2 separate regions of the Homo sapiens genome follow, and region 1 is linked to region 2. A link is an interaction called in ENCODE POLR2A ChIA-PET data of the cell type or tissue named here. Cell type or tissue: A673. All regions are shown on one strand. Each heading gives the region's core, and the rest is flanking DNA. Links, peaks and the distances in the headings are about the cores only. Region 1 overlaps BMPR1A (bone morphogenetic protein receptor type 1A). Region 2 overlaps MMRN2 (multimerin 2).

The links. Peaks named below come from ENCODE experiments on the same cell type or tissue, not always from the same donor. Only the 100,000 strongest peaks of a DNase experiment are listed, where the experiment ranks them.
Region 1: POLR2A ChIA-PET joins it to region 2 with 20 read pairs; 2 of 35 experiments call an interaction of 5 or more read pairs at or near these places.

What each region holds. Positions count from the first base shown.
Region 1 is chr10:86,809,512-86,824,585 of GRCh38, forward strand. All of the region lies in intron 1 of BMPR1A (bone morphogenetic protein receptor type 1A), which reads left to right. Among named protein-coding and RNA genes, the nearest start is that of BMPR1A, 60 kb to the left of the region's middle. In A673, for the core only: no CTCF peak of the experiment used is centred there; a DNase peak (open chromatin) is centred at 2,710; H3K27ac peaks cover 1,424 bases.
Region 2 is chr10:86,933,604-86,948,677 of GRCh38, forward strand. It overlaps MMRN2 (multimerin 2), which reads right to left. Exons shown (of 7, transcript NM_024756.3): 2 at 11,958-12,086; 3 at 11,767-11,873; 4 at 11,585-11,665; 5 at 10,659-10,832; 6 at 8,714-10,525; 7 at 1,937-3,522. The coding sequence ends at 3,140. Among named protein-coding and RNA genes, the nearest start is that of MMRN2, 16 kb to the right of the region's middle. RefSeq lists enhancers at 5,849-6,143, 6,287-6,336, 6,766-7,266, 11,041-11,614. In A673, for the core only: a CTCF peak has its summit at 5,974 (motif pointing left); a DNase peak (open chromatin) is centred at 5,978.

The DNA of each region.
Region 1 (15,074 bases), core at 2,323-10,322, 120 kb before region 2:
TTGAATTCCTGGGCTCAAGTGATCCTCCTGCCTCAGTCTTCCAAAGTCCGGGGATTACAGGAGTAAGGCACCACACCCGACCTCTTTTTTTTTTTTTTTTTCTCTTTTTTCTTTTTTTAAGAGACAGGGTCTTATTCTGTCGTCTAGGCCTCAGCTCCTGGCCTCAAGCGATCCTCTCCCCTCAGCCTCCCCAAGTATTGGGATTGCAGGTGTGAGCCAGGACGCCTACCCGCAAACAGAAACTCTTTACCCATTAAACAATAACTCTGTAGTATTCCTTCCTTCCTGCCCCTGGTAACCACTATAGTACTTTCTGTCTAATATGAATTTGCCTGTTCGAGGTGCCTCATATAGGTGGAATTGCATATTTGTGCCTGGCATATTTCATTTAGCACATTTTTTCAAGGCTCATCCATATAGCACGTATCAGTACTTCATTTCTTTTAGTTGCTGAATATTATTATTATTATTATTTTTGAGACAGAGTCTCACTCTGTCTCTTAGGCTAGAGTGCAGTAGCATGATCTCGGCTCACTGCAACCTCCGCCTCCCGGGTTCAAGCGATTCTTGTGTCTCAGCTTCCCGAGTAGCTGAGATTACAGGCGCCCACCACCACGCCCGACTAATTTTTGTATTATTATTATTTTTTAGTAGAGACAGGGTTTCACCATGTTGGCCAGGCTGGTCTTGAACTACTGACCTCAGGTGATCCACCCGCCTCAGTCTCCCAAAGTGCTGGGATTACAGGCGTGAGCCAACACGCCTGGCTGCTGAATATTATTTTATTGTGTAGAGTAATGTATTCATTCGTTGGTTGATAAGGCATTTGGGTTATTTTCACCTTTTGGCTGTTGTTCCAGATAATGCTGCTATGAGCATATTTGTACAGGTTTTTGTGTGGAAATATGTTTTTGTTTCTCTTCGGTATATAGGAAAAGAATTACAGAATCAACTCTGTGCTTAACCATTTGAAGAACTGGTTTTCTTTTCCAAAATGGCTGCACCATTTACAGCCCTGCCAGCAGGTTATAAAAGTTCCAGCTTCTCTGCATCCTTGGCAACATTTGTTATTATTTTTTTATTATAGCCACTCAGGTGGGTCTGAAGTATTTTGTCGTGTTTTTTATTTGTGTTTCCTTGTTACTGATATCGTTCAGCATATTTCCATGTGCTTATTGCTCATATGCATATGTTCTTTGGAGAACTGTCTGAGATTCTTTGCTCATTTTTAACTGGGTTATTTCTCTTTTTATTGTTGAATTTCAATGGTTCTTTATATATTCCAGATACAAGTCCTTATCAGTTACATGATTTACAAAAATTTTCTACCATTCCCATTCCTTGAGTTGTCTTTTCACTTTCTTGATGGTGCCCTTTGAAGCACAACATTTGTGTGTGTGTGTGTGTGTATTTTTAGTAGAGATGGGGTTTTGCCATGTTGGTCGGGCGGGTCTTAAACTCCTGATCTCAGGTGATCCACCCACCTTGCCGGTGAACCACCACAGCACCCGGCCCGTTTTTGGTTTTTTTGTTTGTTTGTTTTTTGAGCCAGAGTATTGCTCTGTTGCCCTGGCTGGAGTGCCGTAGTGCCATCTTGGTTCACGGCAACATCTGGCTCCCGGGTTCAAGTGATTCTTCTGCCTCAGCCTCCCGAGTAGCTGGGATTACAGGTACACACCACCACACCCTGCTAATTTTTATATTTTTGGTAGAGACAGAGTTTTGCCATGTTCCTCAGGCTGGTCTCAAACTCCTGAATTCAAGTGATCCACCCGCCTCAGCCTCCCAAAGTGCTGGGATTACAGGCGTGAGCCACCACTCCCGGCCAGAAGCACAATTTTTAATTTTTATGATGTTCAGTTTATATTTGTTTTTCCCTTTGTTGCTTGTATTTTTGTGTGTCTTAATATGTCTTCTAAGTCTGTTTTAATGGATGGATTCTCCCCTTCCTGCCTCTCATTTATCTGTTGAAGAATTTTGCCTATTTGACCTGTAGAGTTTCCTATGGTCTGGATTTTTCTAATTATGTTCCCATGGTACAGTTCAGCTTCTCTCTGTCTCTGTATTTCCTGCAAATTGGCAGCTACACCAAGAGGTGTGATCAGATTCTGATGTTCAAGGGCTTTTGTCTATCTTACAGGCAGTCAGTATGCTATTATATTAGGAGACACACAATGTGTGGTTGTGTCTCTGTGATATTATTTTAGTAGCTTTGATGCTGAATGCTGATTAGGTCTTCATTGGGGTTTGCAAATGTATGATAGTCTAATTCTGTTATCATTTGTTAGCTGACAAACTTTTGTTTAAATTTTATTTTAAAAATTAATAAAAGCAGGGACAGGAGGATCGCTTGAGCCCAGGAATTGAAGACCACCCTGGTCAACATAGTGAGACATCATTTGTACAAAAAATTAGAAAAATTAGCCAGGCGTGGTGGTGTCAACCTGTAGTCCTGGCTGTTCGGGAGGCTGAGATGAGAGGATTGTTTGAGCCCAGGAATTTGAGGGTTGTGGTAAGCTCTGAGCATGCCACTGCTCTCCAGGGCAAAAAAGAAAAAAAAAAACCCTAAAAATAGAGCTTTTGGGGATATACAGTTCTATGAATTTTAACACATCTATAGATATAACAAACTACAAGTCATTATACAGAGCAGTTCAGTCACCGGAAAACCTCCTGCTATCCCTTTGCAGTCACACCCCTACTTCACCCCAACTCTGGAAACCAGCAACCTGTTTCCTGTCACTCTAGTTTTGTCTTTTTGAAGTACCCTCTTGAGACTGTGTTATTTAGCATTATGCCTTTTGAGGGTCATCCAGGTTGTTGCATGTGTGAAGAGTGTTGTCCCTTTCTGTGGTTGATTATCATTCCATTGGATGGATGTGCCAGTTTTTTATTCGTTCACTTTTAGAAGGACTTACGTGTTGTGTCCAGTTTTTGGCGATGATGAATAGAGCTGCTCTATACATTCATGTATACATTTCTTGCTTGCACATAGGTTACATTTCACCAGCTAAGTACCTAGGAATGGGATTACCAGCATATTCCTACAGTGCTGTATGCCTTTTAGTTCTCCAGGGAATAGGAAAGACAAGATACATGCTTGTTCTCTCCTTTTACTGGCAGTTTTTAAAAACAGACTGTTTCTTAGAGCATTTTCAGGTTCACAGCAAAATTGAAGAAGTACGAAGAGTTCCCATATCCCCCCAATCCACATGTACATAGCCTGCCCCACTCTCAACATCCCCCACTAGAGTGGCACATTGTTTCCAATTGATGAACCTATGTTGACATGTCCTTATTACGCAAAGTCTTTAGGCTTCATTAGGGTTCACTCTTGGTGTTGTACATTATATGGGTTATATTATATATTAAATGCAGAGTGATGTCTATTCACCATTATGGTATCATAGAGAATAGTTTCACTGCCCTATAAATCCTCTGTGCTTTCTGCCTATTTATCGCTCCCTCCTCTCAACCCCTGGCACTGATCTTTTTACTGTCTTCATAGTTTTGCTGTTTCCAGAAATGTCATATAGTTGGAATTGTAACAATTTTAAAAATAATGAATTTGGTTCCCTATCTTCTCTGAAGGTGATTTTCTTTCCTTTTTGTTTTTTGAATTGTTATGAACTCATTTGTTGGGGTTCAGTCCATTGTAATTCTTACACCTGTTAAAGCTCAAATTGTTCGTTTTTGGCCAAGGGCAGCCTCTTCTGGTAGGCTTCTGAGTCCTTCTAAAGTGACTCATAGTCTGTGATTTGTCCCCTCACTACCTTATAAAATGAGACTTTCCGGGAACATCTTTTACAATTTCTGCCTCACACCTGGAATATCTCCAAGAAGCCTTGGGTTTTTTTCAGTGGGAAATGGTATTTCAAAACCACTGCCAGGACTGTTGGGGTGTTCTAATGCTTATTGCTACTGAGTTAGTCTTCGTTTCTAATTCTAAGTGGATAGTGCTGGGAGGTACTACCCTCGGAATCCTGGTTTTCAAGGACATAGGTGTGGTAGAATATTTGATAATTACTCGTTTATTTTGTCACATATTATGTCTCTGACAGTTACAAAACAACAATACTAATATATCCACCATGGGTTGAAACCAGTTAAAACCATTCTTTGCATGCGCTCTCCATTTCCCCCCATTCCCTGTGCAGTTGTCTTCCATATATCACCAGGGCATGTTGCCATTAGAACGCACACCCATTATGCGCCCTTGTATTCTGTTCCTCTTCGTCCCTGTGTAGTCGACAGGTAACTATTTAGCGCTCACCTCTATTCCTATGTCAGTATCCCTCTATCTACATGGGTTCTCTCAAACTCATTTTCTAGTAGATATCTCTAGAAGGGCTTATGGGAACAATATTCCCTGAGTTTTTGTATGTTGATAATATGTATAATGTTTATACTCGAAAGTTCTACTGGCCATAAAATTCTTGGCTTTCATTTTCCTTCCTTGAGTATTTTATTTTCTGGTATAATATGTTGCTTTGGAAAGTTTGTTGTTAATGTAGTTTTTTTCCCTTATAAATTACTTGATGTTTTTGCCTAGATGCTCAAGTTTATTTTTTCCTTAAAAATCCTGCAATTTTACTATATCTTGGTATTGATTATTTTGGCCCAGTATTTTCCAGTATGCAATGTGTGCCTTAAATATGTAGTTTCTAATTTTTTTCTGGTGTCCTGGCATGTCATCCAGGCTGGCCTCTAATTCCTGGGCTCAAGTGATCCTCTCGCCTCAGCTTCCCCAATGCTGAGAGTATGGGCTGCATTAGCTCTTTTTTCTTAATTTTGGCAAAAATTTCTTGGATTACAGTTTTTAGTGTTGCTTGTTCTCCTGCTTTTGCTTTCTCCAGGGATTCCTGTTATATAAGAAATAGGAACAATTTTTGTTGCTTTCTTTAGAATCCTATTATTTCATCATTTCGTTTTTGGTTTTTAGAATTATCTTCCTTCTTACTTTCAATTTCTCGAAGGCATTATCTGTAATATTCATTCTTGTGTTCCTTGGGTTTTATTCTTCATTTCTCAAATAAATTTTTAAATTTCTAATTACTTACTGAGTCATGTTCTCACATTTCTGAGTTTCTTCTGTTCTGATGTTGTTTTTCATGCTTTATATAATTTTCTTAATGTTTTTAGCTCATTTTGAAATACTAATAGTAGGTTCTAATTTTAATCTCCTTTGTGTTTCTGGCCTTCTAGCATGATGTATTTGTCTGTAAGGAGGATGTTGTTTTGTTGTTTTGTTCCCGATTCCTTCACTGTTTTTTTTTGTTTGTTTGTTTTTTTGAGACGGAGTCTTACTCTGTCGCCTGGGCTGGAGCGCAGTGGTGCTATCTCGGCTCTCTACAACCTCTGCCTCCTGAGTTCAGGCAATTCTTCTGCCTCAGCCTCCCGAGTAGCTGGGACTATAGGTGCGCGCCACCATGCTCGGCTAATTTTTGTATTTTTAGTAGAGACAGGGTTTCACCATATTGGCCAGGCTTGTCTTGAACTCCTGACCTCGTGGTCTGCCGCCTCGGCCTCCCAAAGTACTGGGATTACAGGCGTGAGCTACCATGCCTAGCCCCTTCCCCATTTTCTTATAATAACTTCTATGAGATTTGGATCTGAAAACTTTGCCATGGGTCAGTTTTATTGGAAGTTCATTTTCCTGAATGTTTGGAAGAAAGCCTAGTGACTCAGGATAGCATTTCTAATTTCACAGAGTTATTTTTCCGTTATGAAACACAGATTGCCTTTGAGGTCTCCTGTTTCTACTACTGCCCCTCACTTTTATGTGGGCCTCCTCTTTCCTTTGTTTCTGGAGAACCTTTTCCTGTTCAATTCTGTTTTAATTTTCAGCAGTTTTTTTTCTGTGTGAGTGAGGCTGTTTCCTAGCAGGGAGGTCTGGTTGGTCATTTTCAAGTTCATCAGGGCTTCATCAGGGCTTGTCCACTTCAACCCTTACGCTATAGGCCCTTTGCACCATCTGCATCTTCAAATGTGCCCACTGTTCGTTCCAATGAAGACTTGTTTGTTATTTGGCTTGTAGAGGGACATGGAAGAAGCAAATCAGTCTTTACCTCTCTCAAGGCTGGAGATTTGCAGGCACTGGTTTTATCTGTAACTGGAGATGAGAGTTCAGGCCAAACACTGGTTTAAAAATCTGTATATGAAATAGCGATACCCTGGAATCTAGGACTGAGATCCTGTGCCTCACACCCACCCACGCGGCCAAGTGCCTACCTGTGGCAGTGACTTCTTAGTGCTCGTCCACATCTAGGTCTTCTTTAGTCCCAGGCTGATGGGAACATTTAATTCCTTTGCTCCTTGATGTTAGATGGGATCAGGTGACTGATGCTGGCCAGTGGACTTTGAGGGAGGTTGTGTTACTTCTGAGTTGGCATAGTGAAAAGCCCATGAAGATGCTCTGCTCTCTTTCTTGCCTAGGATATCCCTGGTCATAGGATTCATTTGATGCAGGAACAAGGTGGTCAGCCTGGCTCTTTGAATAACTGGAAATGGCCCCTGCATACCCGTGTTGGACATATTACATGAGGCAGAAATAAATTTCTGTTGTGCTAAGCCATTGAAATGTTGGGGTTGTTACCACAGCATCACTTAGACCTGTGCTGTCTAACATGGCAGCCACTAGGCTACATGTGGCCATGAGCACTTGAAATGTGGCTAGTCCTAATTAAGATGTGCTGTAACTTTAAAATAATACTATATTTGGAAAAAAAGGTGTAAAATATCTTAATAATTTTTATATTACATATTAACATCTTGTATTCATTGGGTTAAATAAGATGTATTGAAATTATTTTCAGCTTTCTCTTTAGTTTTTTTCATGAAGCTGCTTAGAAAATTTAAAATTATACACGTGGTCACATTTGTGGCATTATCCGCAGCACTGACCCCTACCTTAGTAATTCAGTACCCCTCCCTCATTTTGACAAAAGCTGGTCAGTTGATTGTCAGAGAAACTGAATCAGTGAAACTCCAGATTTGAAGAGAGTACAGAAGAGGAGTACACTACAGATGGGGATTAAGCGAAAGTCGACCTACTGGATCAGGAGATACACTTCCTTGTCTTTAATTTCTGTCCATGTCCTTTTTCCACTTGTTTGCAGAGCACTGACAATTGGAGTTATACACTTCACCTAGGAGACTGAAGGACTCTTTTCTAAGAAATCGAATGGCTTCAGGAAAGAGATCAACAGAGCCCGATATTTAAGGCTCTCCGTATCTGCACAAGCAGGAGTTACCCTGCAGTAAAGCCTGCTAGTTCACAAGCCTCACCTACATGCAGAGAGGGTCCAGTTGGGGTTGACGAACCACTCTTTATGGGAACAGCACCCAAGATACACCAGACACTGGTGGAAAATTCTAACAGGAATTAACTTGTTAAGGGAAAGATAATAATAATATGAGTCTATGTGCATATTATCAGTGATCTGTTTGCATATTAAATAATTCAGATAATGAAAGTACAAGTGAAAAAATGAGTCTTTGCGATAAAGCTCTTCTCCAGCCATCCCCATTTCTACAATATTTTTTTCCAATTTTTAAAATCAAGGTAAAATATACATACCCCAAATTTATCATTTTAACCATTTTTAAGTATATAGTTCAGTGGTATTAAATACATTCATAATGTTGTGCAACCATCACCACCATCCATCTCCCATACTCTTTTCATCTGGTGAAGCTGAAAATATACTCATCTTGTAAAGCTGAAATAACAACTCTCCCTTCTTCCCTTTCCCCATCCTTGGCAACCATGATTCTACTGATGTCTCTATGATCTTGACTACTAAGTACGTCATATAAGTGGCATCATTTAGTATTTTTCTTTTTGGTGGCTGGCTTATTTCACTTAGCATAATGTCTTCAAGGTTTATGTTGTGGCATGTCTCAGAATTTCCCTCCTCCTTAAGGCTGAACAATACTCCATTGTATGCATATACCACATTTTGCTTATCCATTCATTCATCCATGGATACTTGGGTTACTTTCACATTTTAGCTGTTGTGAATAATGCTGCCATTAACGTGGATATGCAACTAAAAGAGTACTGTAAACAAATGCCAACAAATTGGATAACCTGGATGAAATGGACAGATTCCTAGAAACACAAAACCTACTAAGACTAAATAATGAAGAAACAGAATATCAGAATAGACCTGTAACTAGTGAGGAGATTGAATGAGTAATCAAAAATCTCCTGACAGAAAAGAAAAACCCTGGACCTGATGGCTTCACTGGTGAATTCTACCAAACATTTAAGGAAAAACTAATACCATTCTTCAAGTTTTCAAAAACAAAAAAAACTGGAGAAAGAGAACCCTTTCCAACTCATTCTATGAGGCCAACATCACACTGACACCAAAGTTAGACAAAGATACTACAAGGAAACTACAGATAATACTTCTTAGGAACGTTGATGCCAAAATCTTCAATAAAGTACTAGCAGAGTTTCCTCTAATATTTTAAGAAGTTTGCTGAAGTGTGAATAGTTCTTTGATTAATATTTTTTCGAGACGGAGTCTCACCGTGTTGCCCAGGCTGGAGTGTAATGGCATGATCTCAGCTCACTGCAACCTCTGCTTCCCGGGTTCAAACGATTCTCCTGCCTCAGCCTCCTAAGTAGCTAGGATTACAGGCACCTGCCACCATGCCTGGCTAATTTTTGTACTTTTAGTAGAGACAGGGTTTCCCCATGTTGGCCAAGCTGGTCTCGAACTCCTGACCTCGTGATCTGCCCTCCTCGGCCTCCAAAAGTGCTGGGATTACAGGTGTGAGCCACCGTGTCCCGCCAGCTAATAATTTTAGGGAGCAGATGAAGAGGTCTTCAGACTGCTTTTAGCTCAGGTTTTTTTGTTTTAAAATTTATTAAGTGGAAAGAAACATGTTAACTGAAGATTGAAGTTTGCTGAAGTATGAATAGTTCTTCGGTTAATAATTTTAGGGCGCAGATGAAGAGGCTTTCAGATTGCTTTTGTCTCAGGATTTTTTGCTTTAAAATTTATAAAGTGAATGGAAAGAAACGTTAACTGAGGATTAGTGCTAGTTTTTCTTGACAGGTCATTTCCTATAGGGAGGGCAGTAGTATAAGCAAAACAACAAAATATTCAAAATTCTCAAATAAGTACTATTTATTATTGAAAAACTCAGATAAATGTAGAAGTTATTTTTTCTCTCTATTGAGCAGCAGTTACATATGCTAGAATCATAGTTTGAATGATTCAGACTGTGTACCTGTGATCTGACATACCTGGATTGGAGTTCCATCTCTGCCACCCACTTTATTTGACTCCATAGAGAAATTACTCAAGCCCCTTAAGACAGACACTGAAATAGGATACAGTTTCCAAGAAGGCAAGATTTTTTGGATTTTTTTGTTGTTGTTCATTGCTGTATGCTGAGGTTTAGATTAGTTCCTGGGACACAGAACTAGCAGTCAGTAAATACGTTGAATGAACCCGAAGAATTCCTGCCTCCGAATTGTTTTGGGGATGAAATGCGGTAATGCATGTAAAGCATTGGGCATGCAAGTGAAGCCAGCCACGTATTAAACAGTACTCAGCTCTTACCTCTGTATCTTATATTCTTATTTCCGTGACTGTATCCTCACACATGAAGAAATGGCTACTTATTTATTATTATTATTACTATTATTATTGCTACTTATTTTTTAAAGCCACTTACATCTCTGGAGATCTCTGTATGTGTGTTAAAAATACCATGTTTTGTAACAATTGGCTTGTCTTAGAAAACTTTTCAATTATACAGAATTTGAGATCTTTACAACTTGAATTTTCTTTTTTTTCTTTTTGAGTCTCGCTCTGTCTCCCAGGCTGGAGTGCAGTGGTGCGATCTCAGGTCACTGCAGTCTCTGCCTCCTGGGCTCAAGCGATTCTCCTGCCTCAGCCTCCTGAGTACAGGCACGCGCCACCATGCCCAACTAATTTTTGTATTTTTAGTAGAGATGGGGTTTCATCATTTTGGCCAGGATGGTCTCGATCTCCTGACCTCGTGATCCGCCCACTTCGGCCTCCCCAAGTGCTAGGATTACAGGCGTGAGCCACCGTGCCCGGCCACAACTTGAATTTTCATAGCAAACTAGTTTTTATTGTCAAATTAGAAATTTATGCTTGAAGCCTAGTGCTTCTTTTGCCTATGCATCTCATCTAAAAGTAATGGCACTTATCACGTCAGCCTCATGGATTGTGGTAGTGGTTGTTATCCTTGGAATTACCGGTAGGGTAACAGTCTCCAGGCATACCATGGGTTCTTCAGTTATGAGTGGCATAGCTTATGTACATGTTAACTGTGAATAATAAACGATTTTTCCAACTTACTGCAATACTCTTATTTATGTCTGTAATGTGAATTGTCCAGAGGAGAAGTTGTGGTCAATTGATGATTAGGCTGATGGTTTCTGCTAGCTCTGGCAAAAGGTGAATCCAGTTGCTTTCTAGCACTTTTCCTACTAACCCTGCTTCTCACCCTGTACCTAATACCACATTTTTAGTTTAGTTTTTGTTTTGTTTTGTTTGAGACAGGGTCTAACTTTCTGACACCCAGACTGGAGTGCAGTGGTGTGATCATAGCTCGTCTGCAGCCTCCACCTCCCAGGCTCAAGTGGTTCTCTCACCTCAGCCTCCTGAATAGCTGGGACTACAGGATTATGCCCCCATGCCTGGCTGTTTAAAAATTTTTGGGTAGAGATGGGGTTTTGCCACGTTGCCATGGCTGGTCTCAAACTACTGGGTTTAAGCAATCCTCTTGCCTTGGCCTCCCAAAGTGTTGGGATTACAGGCATGAGCCACTGCACCCAGAATCACCTTTTTTTAGTTTGGAAGATGACATCTTTTTTTTTTTTTTTCTTAGAGAAGCTAGAGGGTACCAAATTAAAGTCTGTCAGTTTTTTCTGTCTCCACCTCAAAGATCACTGTATGACTTCTTTTCTTCCTTCTCGGCTGTTTCACACGAAGTTTTCCCTTTTTCTAAGGCTCAGTCCTTATCGTCTGAGACCTCCCTCTCATTATCCATCTCTCCATCCTTGACTGTTTCTAGTTCGATTGTAACACTGATCAAATCTCCTTCAAGTTCAAAACAAACCAGCAAAACCTTCCCTTGATACTGCCATTACCTCAGAGCTATGTACCGTGCTCCTTGCCCTCCCCCCGGACTTCTCCGGATGCTAGTTGATGCCTGTTTAGCACCTGTCACTGTTTCATATACTTCTTACTGGCCACTGCCTGGTTGGCATCTACCACTTCTCTGGAATCAGCAACCCCAATAGCAGATTTAACTGCTGGTTCCATGGTTTTTGTTACTTGTCCTTTTTTGCAGTGTTTTAAATAATAATCATCTTTTCACTTATTTTTTTAAAGAAGGTCATTTAAAAAAATCATCCTGCAGTGGAAAATTTGGAAAATATGGAAAAGTATAAAGAAGACAATTATCAACTGTAATACCAGCAGTACCTATTGTTAAGCTCTAGGGCATGTCATTTCCATCGCTCTCTTTTTAAATGCATTAAACAGAAAAGGATCACATGGTTATTTTGTGATCTGATTTTTTCTATCTTAATATATTGTGAGTATATTTCCAAGTACTTATTCTCGTGTGGCATAACATTTGTAGTTACACGAAGTGGCGGTGTTGAGACTGCCTTGGTTCAAATCCTGGCTTCAGTTACTGCTGCAGTGTGACCTGAAGGAAGTTACTCCTCTGGGTTTTAGTTTCCTCATCTTGAAAATAGTTATAACATTCTTACTAACTTCTAGGGTTGCTGTAAGTATTAAGTGAGCTAACACATAGAAATAATTCTTGGCACTTAATAAACATCAGCTGTTATTAACAATATTGTCTGACTGTACTATAATTTACATTATTTTTGTTTTTGCTTGTTCTGCCGTCATTAAGCGTGTTGTAAGACCATACGTGTCACTAAATCTGGGTGCACAACATGATTTTTTTTAAATGTGGATTTTTATTAGTAGGATTGCTCAGCTAGTGGGTACATCATGCTCATTGCTAAGTTGCTCTCTAGAGAGGCTGCATTTATACCTCCCAAGGCTGTACAGGAGACCATTAACTTCATTACATTTTTCCAAAAAACTTTATGCTATTGCCCACATTTTGTGCTGCTCCCTTGCTAAAAGTGAATAACAATATGATCATGTTGTTACCTCTCTCTTGCCAAAACGTTGACTTGATGATAAGGGGATCACTGTGACATCATCATTACCCACAGATGTTTCTTTTTTCTCCCCCCTCCCCCTCTCTTCTCCTTCCTCCCTCCTTTTGTTTCTTGAGACGGGTTCTTGGCTCTGTGCAGGCTGGAGTGCAGTGACACAATCATGGCTCACTGCAGTCTGGACCTCCCAGGCTCAAGTGGTCCTCTCACTTCAGCCTCCTGAGTAGCTGGGACAGCAGGCACGCACCACCACACCCAGCTAATTTTTGTATTTTTTGTAGAGAGGGGTTTTACCACGTTCCTAGGCTGGTCTCGAACTGCATGTTCCCAGGCTGGTCTCGAACTCGTGGGCTCAAGCGATCCACCCACCTCGGCCTCCCAAATTGCTGGGATTACAGACCCGAGCCAGCATGCCTGGCCTCACAGATATTTCTTGATCTACATTTTATTCATTATTTAGGTCCAACTTTAGCATGTGTCATGTATTTATATACAGGTTCTAAATCTTTCCATTTGAAAAATACTCATTTTTCTATCCAAAATGAATTCAATTTTCCTTTTTATTCTAGTCCCAGTCTGTGTATGAGTAAAACCCCAAGGACCCTGTATCCTGATTTTACTATTTTTTGTTAATGGTTTGAAACAGCTTTATTAAGATATAATTCACATACCATACAATTATTTAAAGGGCACACACTTCAATGGTTTTTAGTATACTCACGGATCTGTACAACCATTATCACAGTCATGGGCAATTGGTTCAGGATTTGGGAAGAAAACGTATGGCATTAGGATTAAAAGTACAATGTTTAGAGTCTGGCTGATCTGGGTTTAAATCCCAAATCTACCATGTATTAACTGTGTGACTTTGAGAAGGTTACTTAATCACTATGAGCTTCAGTTTTCTTTTTTTTTCCCGTTTTTATTTTTATTTTTATTTTTATTTTGAGGCAGAGTCTTACTCTGTCACCCAGGCTGGAGTGCAGTGGCGCGATCTCGGCTCACTGCAACCTCTGCCTCCTGGGTTCAAGTGATTCTTTGCCTCAGCCTCCCAAGTAGCTGGGATTACAGGCCACCATGCTTGGCTAATTTTTGTATTTTTAGTAGAGATGGAGTTTCACCATGTTGGCCAGGCTGGTCTCGAACTCCTGACCTCAGGTGATATGCCCGCCTCAGCCTCCCAGAGTGCTGGGATTATAGATGCAAGCCACTGTGCCGGCCTGAGCTTCAGTTTTCTTATCTGTAATATGGGATTACTAGTGGTATCTGGCTCATAGGCTTATTTTAAGGATTAAGCAAGATAATAAATGTATAGAATTTAGCACAGTAACCGGCACATAGTAAATGTTTGATAAATGGAACTCGGTAAATATTATTGCCATAATTTTGTTCTTAAATCAACCAGCAAGTGTTTGATGCTATTATTAGGCAATGTTATTAAATAATGGAAGGTGTTTCTACCAGTGATTCACAGTGTTTTCTGTATCCAGCAAGCTTTTAATACAGCTGCTTGTATTATTCTCCCGTATAAACTTCTAATTACTCTCTGAAAATACAGTTGGTTTCCTGTTGATAGAGAACAATAACAGTAGCTTACACTTAGTGCTTACTGTCTGCCTGGCACTGTTCTAAGTGCCATACCTATATTAACTCCTTTGATCCTCATTTTACAGATTGGGTACGGAGGAGGTTAAACAACTTGGTCAAAGGATTACAACAGTTAAGTGGTGGAGCCAGGATTCTAACCTTGGTATTCAGTCTGGCTACAGAGCCCATGCTCTTTCTTATCTTTATGTTCTTCTCTTTACTTCCTAAAGAATGGTAGATGCATTTCAAACATCCTGACATCTTGGCTGCTGAGGATTCTGTATGGAAAAGCACTATGAGGTCTTTAATGCTTGGTTGGAAGGAGAACTAAAATGAGCAGTTGTGTGTGCTGTGGGCATGGGCCTTAGGGCAGCTGTATATTTGTCATCTGGATCAGACCATACATTGGTGATCCTGCTTCACAACCATAGAATCCAGACCCTCCATGGGGCCATGACCAGCCACAAAGTATCCTCCCTGACCCTCCCTGTGGAATGCTCGTGTGAACTTGCACTACTCCCTCCTTGCATAGTATCAAATCCTGCGGATCCTTGGAAGGCCACCTTAAATTACTTCCCACCTGTGAAGCAGTAAACGTTAGTGCTCTTCGGTTAATCATCATGTGTGGTGGTATGACATTTGCAGTATCATCTGTTACCATTATTTAAATTTGAATATCTTTATGTCTTGGCTCCTCATGTTGATTACATGTTTCTTGCAGGCAGGGAACTATGTCTTAAATGTTTTAAAATTTGCTTTAATGGCCCCTGGAAATATTACCAAGGGTTGTGTGTGTGTGTGTGTGTGTGTGTGTGTGTTTCTTTCAGTCTCACTTGTCTGTCGATAATAGAATATCTCTGAAATTCAAACATACCTAGCCTCACAAACTTAGTCCCAAAGGTACATGCTGTGTTTTTGCAAGAAGGTGGGCAGTCCCTAGTTGGCTGTTGGATTATGTGCATTGTGTTGGGGTAGTAGTTGCTGCTAATTGCCTGTCTGCAGCTCCTCAGAACCTGTTGTTGCTTCCTTTTGAAACCTTCCTTGATTGCCCTAGTTGCTGCTCATCCTGCATCCAGGCCCCTCCCTTAGGCATGTGACTCACGGATTTAAAAGACAGTGCTGTACGGTAATTAACTACCTGCCTCTCATCACACAGAGATGAGAACTTAAATGTAGGCTTCCCATCTAAAACTTTCTTCCCTGTGTGTTTATCCACCCACGGACATGGAGCAGCGCTGTCCCACACCTGGCCTTTTGGAGGAAATATTGCTAGACTTATTTCTCCTGTTTG
Region 2 (15,074 bases), core at 2,652-10,651:
TTTAGTAGAGATGGGGTTTCATCACATTGGCCAGGCTGGTCTTGAACTCGTGACCTCAGGTGATCCACCCGCCTCGGCCTCCCAAAGTGCTGAGATTACAGGCATGAGCCACCAATTTGGGGATTTTAAAATATTTTTTCCACATCAGGTTTGCAGGTACCACCGTGTGCTCCGTCCATTGTGGTGTTTTGGGTGCCACAGTGAGGGTGCTGACCGCTGGTCTGGGTAACGGGGGGTCTGCTTGCAGGACAGGAGGAGCCTCCACCCAGGTGGAGACAGGAAGTCTATCAGATGAACTTCAGAAGTCTTGCTAATCTGGGGGGGGGGTCCTAATTTTAGGACCGTTTAAACAGAAAATTTGCCCTTAAACTTGATGTTAAGGTTTTGTGAAATGCAGTCATATATGTTTTGTTGCATGGAAAACACCCTGTCCAGAAGAACCATTTCTCTAGTTCTCATCCCAGAAACTTCTGGAGTGACACATCCATGCTGTTGGCAGAGCTTGCCCGTTAGCACTTTCATGTATAATCTTCCTCTCAAAGAGGACCAACTGTATGAGGGTTGGATGACATGTACCCCTTCCAGAAGGGATCAATTCACTTCATTTACTATGGGCAGTAACTTCCAAAGGATAAGACTGCATTACCTAATGTCTCAACTGTTAACAGCAGAGCCTGACCAGTCACTGCATGATTGAGCAGAAAGAAGACACAGCACAGTCTGCAGCAGCAAGGCTCACCTGCTACTGGGCTTCTAATCTTTGTTCTGGCGTGGCCGTCTGCTTCATGCCTTGGGGCAGAATTGGTCTTGGTAACTGAGAGCTGCACCGGGGGTGGGTGATACTTAAACCTGTGGTTAAGATAATAAAATGCCAGAGGCCAGGCGTGGTGGCCCACACCTGTAATCCCAGCACTTTGGGAGGCTGAGGTGGGAGGATCATTTGAGGTCAGGAATTCAAGACCAGCCTGGCCAACATGGTGAAACCCTGTCTCTACTAAAAATACAAAAATTAGGCGGGCATAGTGGTGGGTGCCTCTAATCCCAGTTACTCGAGAGGCTGAGGCAGGAGAATTGCTTGAGCCTGGGAGGCAGAGGTTGCAGTGAGCTGAGATTGCGCCACTGCACTCCAGCGTGGGTGACAGAGCAAGACTCCGTCTCAAAAAAGAATGCCAGAATACCTAATTAGAGCTGTAAGATCAACCACCTCACACTAAAGACAAAGTTCAAGAGAGGTTGTGATTTACCCCAGGTCAAACATGAGCAGTGTGGCCTGGCATACTGTTCCTTTTAACACCGATGTTTTAGCACATTGAGTGCACAAAACTTAGTGCTAAATAAATTCTGAGGAACAAGTGAAGTAATAACTCCTAGCAAACAATGAGAAGTGCTGATAACCTTGTTAACGCCAACAAGCAACTCACTACGAAGTCCAGTCTGATTTTTTTTTTTTTTTTTTTTTGAGACAGAGTCTCGCTCTGTCTCCCAGGCTGGGGTGCAGTGTCACCATCTCAGCTCACTGCAACCTCCGCCTCCCGGGTTCAACCGATTCTCCTGCCTCAGCAATCTGATTTTCTTATAGAGAAGACTATATTCAACAAATTTTGAGTACTTAATACCAAAAAAAACCTTGTTTCTGATAGCTAGATGACTGTTTTCTCAGGCCAGTTTGCTATAGGATCTGAACTTTTTTGAAAACCATATGCTGGTATATTACAGGAATAATTGCAGCTATGAGCTGTACTGTCTAGTCCAGTATTAGTATCTTTGCCTAGTGTGGAAACTTCCAAGTGTTTTATATAGAATAAACGGAAATCATTCTACATAACAGGGCCTGGAATAATCAGTCACATTTACCCACATAGTTTCACGTTGTCCCATGTTTTTTTTACCTACTCTACCAATTATTTTTGCCCTCCAGAAGTAAATGAGGCAGAGATTTGAAGGGCATCACTTTATTCCAAAGTTGATCATTAGTGAGGGGGATTTTTACAGTCTTCTTTCCCTCCTCCCTCAGCTGCCTCCTGGTTAGAGATGCTAACAAGAATTACGATGGTCCTAAGATACTGGAGGAAGTAAAAAAGTTGAAGGCCCTACATATTTTAGTTCACGTTTGGCATTTCTTGGTCTTTACCCTATGTAAGGCAAGGAGAAAAAGACATGAAATTTAAATTACAGATAAACACAAGTGTATTAGTCCATTTTCACACTGCTATCAAGAATTGCCCAAGACTGGATAATTTATAAAGGAAAGAGGTTTAATTGACTCACTGTTCCACATGGCTGGGGAGGCCTCAGGAAACTTACAATCATGGCAGACAGTGAAGAGGAACCAAGGCATCTTCACAAGGTGGCAGGAAGGAGAATGAACACAGGAGGAACTATCAAACTTATAAAATCATCAGATCTCGTGAGAACTATCACAAGAACAGCATGGGGGAACCGCCCCCAAGATCCAATTACCTCCACCTGATCTCTCCCTTGATGTGGGGATTATAGGGATTACAATTCAAGATGATATTTTAGGTGGGGGCACAGCTAAACCATATCCTACAAGGAATGACTGAAACTAAAGATACTAATTTCCTTTCCCTTGGTTGGCCAGGCTGTCGTCTTCATTACTGACTAATAGAGACCAAGCAGGTTGGTTTAATCCCATTGCCCTCTAGTGCTTTCCAATGTTGGCCAAAATGTTGCCTCCATTTTAAACATTCCTCCTGGGGAAGAATGTCTTTCTATCATACGATAAGGGAGAAGAGAAGAGGAAGCAAGAGAAAAGTTTAAAGTGTTGTACAGAAGTTTCCAACCACAGGAGGAGCAAAACACCAAAGAAGTTGTAGAATACAGGGTGTGGTGAAGAGTTGGAGCCCAGGCCGTGCTGTCTGAGAAGGCATGCCAAGCCAAGGTTCAGGCTTCCTAGGACCATGTCCTGCCCGGAGAAGCATTCCAGTCCTTCTCATCATGGAGAAATGGCCAAGCCCCATGTGGTTACAGGGAAGCCACGTACACCACACCATCTTTGCAGAAGGTTTCCAGGGAAGAGACAGACCAACTGAATGACCTCCAGCCCATCCTTGGCCAGAGCCCCAGGCCGAGGAGAGCTGGGCGAGTCCATGATGTCTGATCAGATTGGGGCTGGGGTTCAGGTCTTAAACATCAGGAAGCCCCCAAATGCAGTGCCCGACAGGCTTCTCTTTGTTATTGATCCCTGGGTTAACTCAAACCATACTCGCTCACCCTTCTGCAGCTCAGCCATGGCAAAGACCGTTGCTGTGCTTCCACTCCCCTGCCCAGTGGTACAGACTGGAGTCCGATGGTGACCTCCAAACACCAGCTGCCCGGTGCCTGGCCCTGGGCCAAATTCAACGCTCACTGCAAACAGGTAGACACCACGCTCAGGGGCTCGGAAGTAGCCATGTTCAGGGAAGTAGCTGCTGCCAATGTTGATGTATGTGGTGTTGAACTTCACTGTCTGCAGGGCAGCCGTCCCTTCTGAAAAGCTGGCATAGAAGGCCACAGGGGATCCTGAAACATAACAGGACAGTGCTTAGTGATTCATCCCTTACACCATTGGGTGGGAAATTAAACCCTGAGACCTACCGTCCTCACCTTATTAGCAATGGAAATAGGTCACTATTTCTAGATAACCTAGATATTCCCAACAGCAGTGTTATTGCAGGAGAAAAGCTAGATGGCCAATTCTGTTTTTCACTAATAGAGAGGAAGGAAAATGCAAGTCTGTTGTCTGAGCTGGTGTACATTTTAACAAAATACTTTCATTTTTTTTTTAGACAGGGACTCACTCTGTCTCCCAGGCTGGAGTGCAGCAGTGGTCATGACTCACTGCAGCCCTTTTTTTTTTTTAACGTAGAGATGGAGTCTTACTATGTTGCCCAGGCTGATCTGGAGCTCCTGGGCTCAAGTGATCCTCCAGCCTCAGCTTCCCAAAATGTTGGGCTTGCAGGTGAGCCACCATGCCCAGCCACAAAGCACTTTCTCGTTTGATCCCTTTTCCTTCCAACTTCCTTGAGAGACAGTATCCCTGATTGACAAAACAGGTTGAATCCTTCACCGGCTGCCCAAGGCTACATGGTTTGTAAATGGCAGGCTGGGACAGGAACACGGGTCTCTGACTCCCAGACGACCACCACTTGCTAGGAATCTTGAGATACTCAGGGGAGAGGGAGAAAATATCCATCCTCAAGGTAATAATAATGCTAACACTGGGAAGGTATCTGCAGAGCCATGAAGGCTGGATCCTCCTGGATGTTGAAGACAGAACCTTGGAGAAAGAAGGAAAGAGCAGGTGGAGCCAGGGAAGAGAAGCCCCTTCAAGCTGGTCTTCTTTTTTTTAGTTGATAAAGGGTCTCTTGTTGCCCAGACTGGAGTGCATTGGCGATCATGGCTCACTGCAGCCTCAACTTCCTGGGCTCAAGCAATCCTCCCACCTCAGCCACCTGAGTAGCTGGGTCTACAGGCATACGCCATCATGCCTGGCTAATTTTTTATTTTTTGTAGAGACAGAGTCTTGCTCTGTTGCCCAGGCTGGTCTCAAACTCCTGAGCTCAAGCGGTCCTCCCACCTCAACCCCGCAAAGTGCTGGGATTACAGGTGTGAGCCACTGTTACTGGCCAAGCTGGTCATCTTACATATGGGTAAATTGAGGCCCAGAAAGAAAAAGCTTATTGCTCCAGACCACACAACTAGTAAATTACCAAGCCTCCTGGGAACAGACCTTGAATCTCTAGACTTCTGGTTCTCTGCAGGGACCACTTTGGCCAGCCTTAGGACAGGAACACTGACAGAACACTGGTGCCAGGCCCATGCACGGGCACAGAAGCAGAGGAAGCTGCCATGTGTGGAGGGTGTACAAACAGCCAGGAAGAAGCCAGTCCTGCTGCCTGGACAGCATGGTTGGGCAGCTGGGGACAGGGTCATGAGATGGCACAGGAAAGGTAAGTCCTACTTGGGTCCTGGCTGTGACACTGGCCTTGGCACCAACGAGGTCATGTCCACCATGGGGTTCCTCAACTTGCTCCCTCTGTAGGGGTTTAAAACAAGGTCCCCATTTCTTAGGTGATAAAACCAAAGCCTTCAGAGGAGCAGTTTGCTGAGCAATTACTGACTTGGGTCCCGGAACTCAAGCCTCAGCTCTTTGACTCCCAATCCAGCAAGCCTTTGTGAATAAAAAAATGTTGCTTTTCTCTAGTTCTGGAAGATTTTCTGAGAATTAGACAGCTGAGAATAGCTTTCTCATTTGTGTTCAGATTGTGTCAAATCAGCCGGGCGCAGTGGCTCACGCCTGTAATCCCAGCACTTTGGGAGGCCAAGGCGGGCGGATCACCTGAAGTCGGGAATTCGAGACCAGCGTGACCAACATGGAGAAATCCCATCTCTACTAAAAATACAAAATTAGCCAGGCGTGGTGGGGCATACCTGTAATCCCAGCTACTTGGGAGGCTGAGGCATGAGAATCGCTTGCACCCGGGAGGCGGAGGTTGCCGTGAGCCGAGATCACGCCGTTGCACTCCAGCCTGGGCAACGAGAGTGAAACTCCGTCAAAAAAAAAAAAAAAAAAAAATGCCGGGCGCAATGGCTCACGCCTGTAATCCCAGCACTTTGGAAGGCCGAGGTGGGCGGATCACGAGGTCAGGAGATAGAGACCAGCCTGGCCAACATGGTGAAATCCCGTCTCTACTAAAACTACAAAAATTAGCTGGGCATGGTGGCAGGCGCCTGTAATCCTAGCTACTCGGGAGGCTGAGGCAGGAGAATCGTTTGAACCCGGAAGGCGGAGGTTGCAGTGAGCCGAGATCGTGCCATTGCACTCCACCCTGAGCGAAAGGGCGAGACTCCGTCTCAAAAAAAAAAAAAAAAAAAAAAAAAAAAAAAAGATTGTGCCCAAGTCAGAGGCCGGCGGCTGCCTCTGCAATTCCCCTAACACCCTGCAGGTGGTTCTCTTGCCTAGCCGAAGGAAGGCCGGCCCGCAGCGCCCTCTACCGGTGCTAGGCCCTCGTTCCGGCCGTTCCGTCCGGGCGCCTGCGCAGGGAGTTCCGCCGCAGAGAGAGACCCCCACCCCAACCCAGCCTTGCGCCTGACAGGCCCTAAGATGCGGGAAGGGCTGTGCAAACTCAGAGTGTGCTTCCCTGCAGGGCACACATTCAAGCCCTACAGCCTTCCTACAAACAAATAAAGGGAAATTTGGGGTGTGTGTGTGTGTGTGTGTGTGTGTGTGTGTTTGTGTGTGTGTGTGTGTGTGTGTGTGTTTGAGACAGAGTCCTACTCTGCCGCCCAGGCTGGAGTGCAATGGAGCTATCTTGGCTCACAGCAACCTCTGCCTCCCAGGTTCAAGCGATTCTCCTGCCTCAGCCTTCCAGGTAGTTGGGATTACAGGTGCCTGCCACCACACCGGGCTAATTTTTTTTTTTTTTTTGACAGTTTCGCTCTTCTTGCCCAGGCTGGAGTGCAGTGGCGCAATCTCGGCTCACTGCAGCCTCTGCCTCCCGGGTTCAAGTGATTCTCCTGTCTCAGCCTCCCGAGTAGCTGGGATTAGGCGCCCGCCACCACACCCGGCTAATTTTGTATTTTTAGTAGAGATGGGGTTTCACCATGTTGGCCAGGCTGGTCTTGAACTCCTGACCTCAAGTGATCCACCCGCCTCGGCCTCCCAAACTGCTGGGATTATAGGCATGAGCCACTGCGCCCGGCCTGGAAATTTGTTTTTAAGAACAACATTTTTTTGAAATAAATATCGTCGTGGTAAACACATTTCCAAACCGTGGGGCAAATTCTGAAAGTCATCAGCATATTGAAGCCTTGCACCACGCACGAGAGGAAACAAGAGAGAAGTGTCAGTGTCGGTGGACACAACCTGAACCCTGAAAATGCTGGGGAAATGGGAAAACGTTGACTGCGTTCCTACATGAGGTAAGCCTCGTGCTAGGTATTTGGTAAACGCAGCAGTCTTCATAACAAAACTTTGACATGGGTAGGGATTCTGCCATTTTACTGAGGAAGAAACAGACAAGTGATGCCAGAGCCTGGGTGCTTCCCACTGCTCCACATTGCCTCTTGGGCCATAGGGAGGGTCAGCTGGGGCAGGGGCTGCCTGGGACGGGACCTTCAACAAGGCCTTGGACTTGCCACACGCCAGGCTGCACATGGCCAAGATGGTGGCCTTGTACTTAGCCCTGTGTCTGGGTGGGGAGAGGCCACAGCTCCAAGGCCAGCCTCTGGCAGAGAGAGTCACTTGAGACACAGAGCCTAGTTGTCCCCCTCCCGGGACCACACTCAGGGAGGGGATGGGAAGCTTGGTTGCACATGCCTTCAGCCTCAAAGCCAGCTCCCAGGCCCAGGGCCCTGCAGGGACCAGCCATGGAGGGCCTTCTGGAGGTGAAGAACCGGCACCCTAAAGACAGCGCTCCTCTGCTGCTCACTAGCTGTGCAAGCAGGAAACTTGTGTTTGCGCCTCAGTTTCAGGTAAGATGGAAGTGCTGATGAGTGTGTCATTGACCTGTTGGGATGGGCCATTGTGGTAAAGCCCAGGAAGGGGACTAGCACAGAGCGATGAGACAGGTTAACTGTATTTGCAGAGGGAATGAGCTCCTTTCAGGGCCCACGGCTTTCCCTGTACAGTCCACTGAGGTGTGTTCCAAGACCTTAGCAGGTGCCTGAAATCTCAGACAGTACCAAACCCTATATATACTATTTATTTTCCTCTATGTACATACCTATGCCAAAGTTTAACTTGTAAATTAGGCACAGTAAGAGATTGACAATAATAATAAAATATAAAGCAATTATAACAGTATACTGTAATAAAAGTTATATGAATGTGGTGTCTCCCTCTCTCAAAATCTTATTGTACTGTACTCACCTATTTTCTGATCGTGGTTGATGCAAGAAACTGAAATCAAGGCTGGGCACATGGCTCACACCTGTAATCCTAACACTTTAGGAGGCTGAGGTGGGCAGATTACTTGATCCCAGGAATTTGAGACCAGCCTGGGCACCATAGCAAGACCCTGTCTCTACAAAAAGTACAAAAATTAGCTAGGCATGGTGACACATGCCTGTAAGTCCTAGCTACTCTGGAGGCTGAAGTGGGAGGATCAGCTGAGCCTGGAGAGGTCTAGGCTGCAGTGAGCCATGATCCCACCACTGTACTCAAGCCTGGACGACAAAGTGAGACCCATCTTAAAAAAAAAAAAAAAAAGAAAAGAAAAAGAAAAAAAAAACAAAAAAAAAACTAAAATCATGGAAAATGAAACAGAACTAAGTGGGGCTGCAAGTGGCCACAGTCCCTATCCACATTCTTCCTAGATACAGTGGCTTAAACGCACATGGGAATGAAGGGGGTGAGGTGAAGAGATGAGATGGGGGGACTTGAAGGCTGCCCTGGCAGGGCAGGAGGCGATGCCCTCTCTGTAGCAGGAGCAGTAGGCGGCACTATTGTGCCTGTGGCCTCCAGGCTATGCCGCTCACGGGCTCTGGCACTAGCAGGTGGTTCTTGTGACTTCTGTCTCCCCATAAGCCAGGTAGCTTGAGAGACCCACACCCCTGAGAAGCAGGTGGGCCAAGGGGAAGGTGGACCTAGTAGGGGTGACGGATGGCCATCCTGTTCTCTTTCTTCCTGGCCCTCTTGGAGGCAGAAGAGCTGCCGGCAGCCGGCCCTGGCCTCCTAGGCTCGTCCAGTCTCCCCAGCCCAGGAACTCACCTGCCTCCCAGAGCGCCGCGCCCAAGGCACCTGGCACAGGCCCTGTGACCCGTATGTCCACCAAAGGCTCCGCTTCCTTCTTGTCCCTCTTCCGGGGAGCTTCCAGGTCTTTCTGCTGCTTCTTCCCTTTCCTGCTCAGCATGGTCTGCAGCTTCCCCAGGTCCAGGCTGACGTTGGCTTCCATGAGCCCTTGGAAGTTCCCAAAGAGGCTGTGGAAGAGCCGCTGGTGCTGCTCCAAGCTGCGCTGAGTGGCGAAGAGTGCGTTGTGGAGGCCGTGAAGGGAGGCGTTGAGGGAGGCGGCCCCGGCCCCGGCCTCGGCCTCGCAGCACCGCCCGACATTCTTGACGTCGTTGCTCAGGCTCTGGAGCTCCCGCGCCAGCCCGGCCAGGGCGGTGGTGGCGGCCTCCTCGCGGCCCGCGTCGTGGCTGGGCTCCAGGTGCTCTGCCGGCCGCGGGGGCTCCGAGGCCTGCTCCAGGGCCGTCACTCGGGCGGCCAGCTCGTCCCAGCCGAGCGCCTGCTCCTGCAGCCCGCTAGCGGCGTCCTGCAGGGCCACGCGGATCTGCTCGTAGCTCAGGGGCAGCGGTCCCGGCGTCTGCTCAGACATCTCCTCCAGCACCTCCTCCCCGAAGAGCGCGGCCAGCACCGCCTCGTGCCGCAGCGCGTCCTCCAGCAGGGCGGCGAAGGCGCTGTGCAGCTGGCGCACCTCGTGGCGGGCCTCGGCCGCGGCCGCCTTCAGCGCGCCCACCTCGTCATCCAGCGCCTGCACTTGGCTCCGGAGCCGCGACGTGGCCGCCCGCGCCCGCTCGCCCTCCGCTTTGTGCGCGTCCACGGCCAGCGACACGGCGTCCACGGCGTTCTGCAGGGCCTGCAGGGAGGAGCCGTCCAGCTGCCGCCGCTCGTCCAGGCTCACCTGGGTCTCCTCCAGGGCACGCGTGGCGTCCCTCTGGCCCTCCCGGATGACGTCCAGGTCTAAATAGAGCTTCTGGCAATTGCAGTCCTTCACGTACTTGATGAGGTCGGCATGGCCACCCTGCAGGTGCTGCAGCGTGAGGTTGAGCTCCAGGAGCTGCCGCTCCACCTCCTCCTTGTTCTCCTCCATGATCAGAGACTTCTCCATCAGGATCACGCGCAGCTCACGGAGCGCCGTGTGGTTCACCTGCAGCTCCTCCACCTGCCGCTCCACCTTGCTAATCTGATCGAAAGTCTCGTCCGATTCGGAGTACAGTTCCTTGATCTCATCCACGTGCCGGGTCAGGGTGGCCCTCATGTCCTCCAGGGTGTACTGCAACTCCTCCTCCCTGCGGGCCGTGGTCATGTGCAGCTCTGAGAGGTTCCTCTGCAGCTGGCCCAGCCTGGCCTGCAGGCTGTCCGGCTCAGGCCTTGCCCCAGCCCCAGGCGTTGCCAACACCAGACTGCCATTGGTCCCTGGGGCCTCCTGAGCCTTGTGCAGCCTCTTCAATTTGGTGTCCACATCGGCTTGGAGCTCTGAGATCGAGCGGTGCAGGGTAAAGTGCTGGGCGTGCAGGCGGTCCTCCACGTCCTGTCGCAGCTGACCCACTCTCTGAGTGTTCTCCTGGACCTTGGCCTCAAATTTGGCACCAAGCTCCTGGAAGTCAGCCCTGGCCACGGCACTGTCCTGGACTCTGGAGATGGCCTGGCGGTTGGCCTCCACGTCAAGAGACAGGTTTCTTATGGCCTGGGTAAGGCTGTGCAGGCTTTGGTTAAAGCTCCTCCAGATGGGGCTGAAATGCACTTGTAGGAAGGTGTCCACGTGGGGTAGCAGCACCTGCTCCAAGGATCTATCAGGGAACTCTGCAACAGACATGTGGTGTGACACAAGCCCTGCAGGAGCAGACACTCCTCCCAGGCTGGGACCAGCGGGGTCCTCCCCTCCTCCCCTCAATGTGACCAGGCTCTTCCTCAGCCCCTAGAGCCTGCCACTCACCGTGCCCTGTTTGATTTGCTTCCATCACTGCAGCTGTGAGGTTACCAGGCAGGGCTTTCCACAGGCCTGGCAGGCTGTCTGCCACCCGGTGCACATCATTCTGGAGATCTCCCAGCAGATGTTCCTGCTGTTCCTGTTGCACCTCAACCTCATTGATCACTGCAGCAAGGTGGCCTAAATACACAGCAGACATAAATGTCAAGGGCTAACTCACCAGGCCTGGGAAGATCACAAGGTTCAGAGAAGGAGAGTTGAAGGCTGAGAGCAGGGAAGTTAGCTGCTGATGTCCTCTGAGCAGGAGCTTAGAAGCCTTAAACCCCTGGAGGGCAAATGCATAGCAAGTGAGCCCTCACCCTGCCTCCTACACCTACAGCAGACATGACTAATCAATCATGGTACACTCCCCTCCTCAGCACATGCACATGGCCTCACAACTTCATTCTTGGCAGCCCTTGTCAATAAATACTTCACCACATAATGAAACTCATTTACTTTCTCAATCTTGGGCCCAGCCTTAAAGGGCCCTGCTGCAAATGGTGTCTCTTGGTGGGTTTCCTGTGCTGACTCCAAGACCAAGGACAGCATGACTTCCTGGCTCTGGTTAGGGCTGTGGGAAAGGGTGAGAATGCTTTTTCCAGGCACAAGGGCTTGTGTGGTTCAGCGGGGCAAGGAAAGTGCCAGATGAACCAGTCCTTCCCAGAAGATGGGGTGAAGGAAAAGGGTGTGTGTGCTTGGCCAGTAGGCCGCTGGGGGCCCTGTGAGCCTGGCCTTCAAGGTGGGAGGTGGTACAGGCCACAGAGCAGGCCTTGCTGATTCTGGAGGCAAGGTTTCCCTGAAATGGCACTGCTGTATCACAGGAAAAAGGGCCAGCTGGCTACATGGGCCCCACCAGCCTGCCTGCCTTCCCCTTCCGGAAAGCAACACACCAGGTTTGAAGCTGACTGGTCCATCCTGAGGTTCCTGGTGGCTGTCACCAGGATCTGCAGGCTCAGGGATTGCCATGGAATCTGCAGAAGAAAGCATTAGTTATTGACCCCAGTGGTCAGAGGAGCTGCTTGACCTTGGGGATCAGAGGTCAAGGGGGGAAGGGGGCCGCAGGGAGCCCTACCGTGGTGCTCGCAGTTGGGGCCCGTGTAGCCAGGGCAGCACCTCCAGGCCAAAGAGGTCAGCACCTTCTGCTTGACCTGGTACACTGGCTTGTGGGCCATGCGGTACCTGGAAGAGGAGAAGGGCTGGCTCAGTGATTCCAGGGAGGGCCCGCTCCAGGCCTGGGCAAATGGCCCACCCTCCCCTACTCACATGACTTTGACTTTCTGGCAGTCTGGAGCTCCCTGCGGACACGGCTGCTGCGAGTGGATGAGGAATTTCTCTGTTTTGCAAAGAGCTAGTAAGGTGACCAGCTTGGACATTGGGTAGGGGCACCAGTTACTGGAAAACAAGCCAGAGGAGAAGGCTGCTGAGCCACACCCAGGTCAACAGGGGGTGCCAGTGCAGAGCCACCGGTCCTCGCCTCCTGCCGGAGCAGTGCTGGGATTCTGGAATCCATTATCCTGAGAAGAGAGCCTTCCGCATTATTCATCCCTGGGCTCCAGAGCAAATGTTTCACAATCCCTACCTGCAAAGAGGGCACCTGCTCCACCACCTTCCCGAAGCCTCCCCGAGCCAGCAGAGAGGCTGAGAAACCCACCACAATCTAGAACTGTGAAAAGCAGCTCCAGGGTGATGATTGTTTTAGCCAACAAAACTAACAGCCAGAGTGTGGGGAAAACACCGTGTGCACTGCAGCTGTCTGCATGGATTCCCTTTGGTGAGGTTAGCCACAGAGCCAGAAAGCTCTCGCTGTTTCTCCTGCTACCAACGTGCAGCTGGGGCTGGAGAATCCTGGGTTCGAATCCCTCACACTTTCTGGCTGTGTGACCCTGAGTGAGGCACTTAGGGAGCTTCTCTTTCCCCATCTATACAATGGCGATCGTAATGCCCTCCTTTAAGTGGGCAGAGAAGCACCAGGTGCCTGGCTCCTGACAAGCGTTCTGTGAACACAGCTCCACTGCCCCATTCCAGCTGCCCTGGCAGCCTGCCCAGTTGCTACTTACATGAGGGACCAGCTCCCTGGCCATGCCCATTAGGACCATTCTAGAAAGGGACTTTCAAACAGTTGTCCTAAGGAAAGGTAAGCAGCTGGGTGGAGCAGTGTCCTCTCTGGGATGGCCACCGCATCAAGGTCATGCAAGGTGGTTGGGGGTCACACTCAGCATCCCGCACACCTGATAGGTAGCCCTTCCATCCTGGCCCTTCACCAGCATGTACTGTGGTGGTCCCAGGAGCGGGGGGACACTCATGCTGACAGAGCCCCAGTTCACAGACCCAGTGGCTGACTCCATGGGGTCAGTGGCAGTGGTCAGAGAGCCCTTCCCCAGGCAGCCAGCTCCCAGAACAGAGCTCGTCAGAGTTGAAAGTGGCAATGATCTCTGTGGCACAGTACAGCTCAGCACCTCTTGGGTGCCGGGTGCTGCACTCAAGCTCAGGGTGTGGATGTGGAGGTGCAGACTTTCCCTTCAGGATCCCCAGGGAGAGCGGGCACTCTTAGAATGGGTGAGAAGTGCTAGGATCTGCAGAGACTTTCAGGAGAAGGAGCTAATGGGGCTGTGTCTTAAGGCCAGAAAGTCGGATGAGGCACCAGATGTGACAGGGGTGCAAGAGGGTGAGGAAGGGGCTGCAGAAGGAGGCTGGGATGAAGGGAGAAGCCAGACCTCAGCGGAGGAGCTGGCCCATGTCCTGAGGGCATGGGAAATCATGGAGGGGTTTCAGCAGGGAAGTGGCATGAAAGAGCCACCCTGGTCCCTGGGTGCAGAGATGATGGGAGGGCAAGACGTTGGCAGCTGTGTCCACGGTCTGGGGAGAGATGATGGCAACTTGGACTGAGTGATGGTGGACATGGGAGAAGTGGCCACATTTGTGGGCTCTTAGAAAGCAGCATTCAGAGGCCTTGGTGATGAAGTGGCTGTCAGTGCCGGGATTTTATTCTCTGGAGCCGGTCTTTGTCCTGGGGCCATCAAGCACTGTCACACAGGGGATAGTGTTGGGAAAGGCAGGGGCGGGGGATTCGAGTGACTTTTTTTTTTTTGAGACGGAGTCTCGCACTGTCGCTTGGGCTGGAGTGCAGTGGTGCAATCTCGGCTTGCTGCAACCTCCACCTCCCAGGTTCAAGCGATTCTCCTTGCCTCAGCCTCCCAAGTGGGCTGGGATTACAGGTGCCCACCACCAAGCCTGGCTAATTTTTTTTGTATTTTTAGTAGAGACGGGGTTTCACTATGTTGGCCAGGCTGGTCTTAAACTCCTGACCTCGTGATCCACCTGCCTCAGCCTCCCAAAGTGCTGGGATTACAGGCGTGAGCCACTGTACCCAGCCGAGTGACCATATTTTGAGTGCTGAGTCCCCAGCCTGCTTTACCCTCTCAGCAGCAGACTGGAAAAGTTTCTCAGGAAAATAAGCCAGCCCGAGAGGAAAAGACCCAAAGCTGCTGACAGCAGGGGTTCTCCCATAAAAATAGCCAACCAGAAGATCCTATGACAAAATGGGTAAGAAAGGAGTATTCATACACCCCAGCTTCCAGTCAGTTTCTCAGTCTTTCTCCTCTTAAGTGAGCAGACATCCAAGATTTACCCAAGAAACACTGTATTCCAAAAGAGGGCCAGGTACAGTGGCGCACGCCTGTAACCCCAGCACTTTGGGAGGCTGAGGTGGGAGGATCCTTGGAGCCCAGGAGTTTGAGTCCAGCCTGTGCAACGTAGTGAGACCTCATCCCTACAAAAAATTAGCCAGGTGTGGTGGCGCATGCCTGTAGTCCCAGCTATTCAGGAGGCTGAGGTAGGAGGATTGCTTGAGCCCAGAAGTTTGAGGCTGCAGTGAGCCATGATTATGCCACTACACTTCAGCCTGGGTGCACAGCAAAACCCTATCTCAAAAAAAAAAAAAAAAAAAGAGGTTGAAGTGGGCAAACAAAAAAATGTCAACCTGGACAAAAACTAAGACTGTGTAAGGAGAAGAGAACCACTCAAACATTTGTACTAAGATTTCCAGGTTGATAAAAGAAATTACTGCACCCAAGAAACAAGACCAGGAAGCTATGAAAAAAACAAATGAGGGGGAGATGGGAGAGGAAGCGTGAGCATTCAGAAAACAAAAAGGAACTCTTGGAAATTAAAAACGTAACAGTAAAAATGAAAATAAATTTAATGGAAACGTTAGAGGGTAAAGTTAAAGAAATTTCCCTAAAAGAGCAAACAGAGAGATGAAAATTGGAAAGAGAAAAGAAAAATAGACGACCAGTCTTGCAAATGTAACATCCAAGTAGTACAAATTTCAGAAAGAGAGAACAGATGGAGAAAATCATCAATGAAAAAAAATCAGGCCGG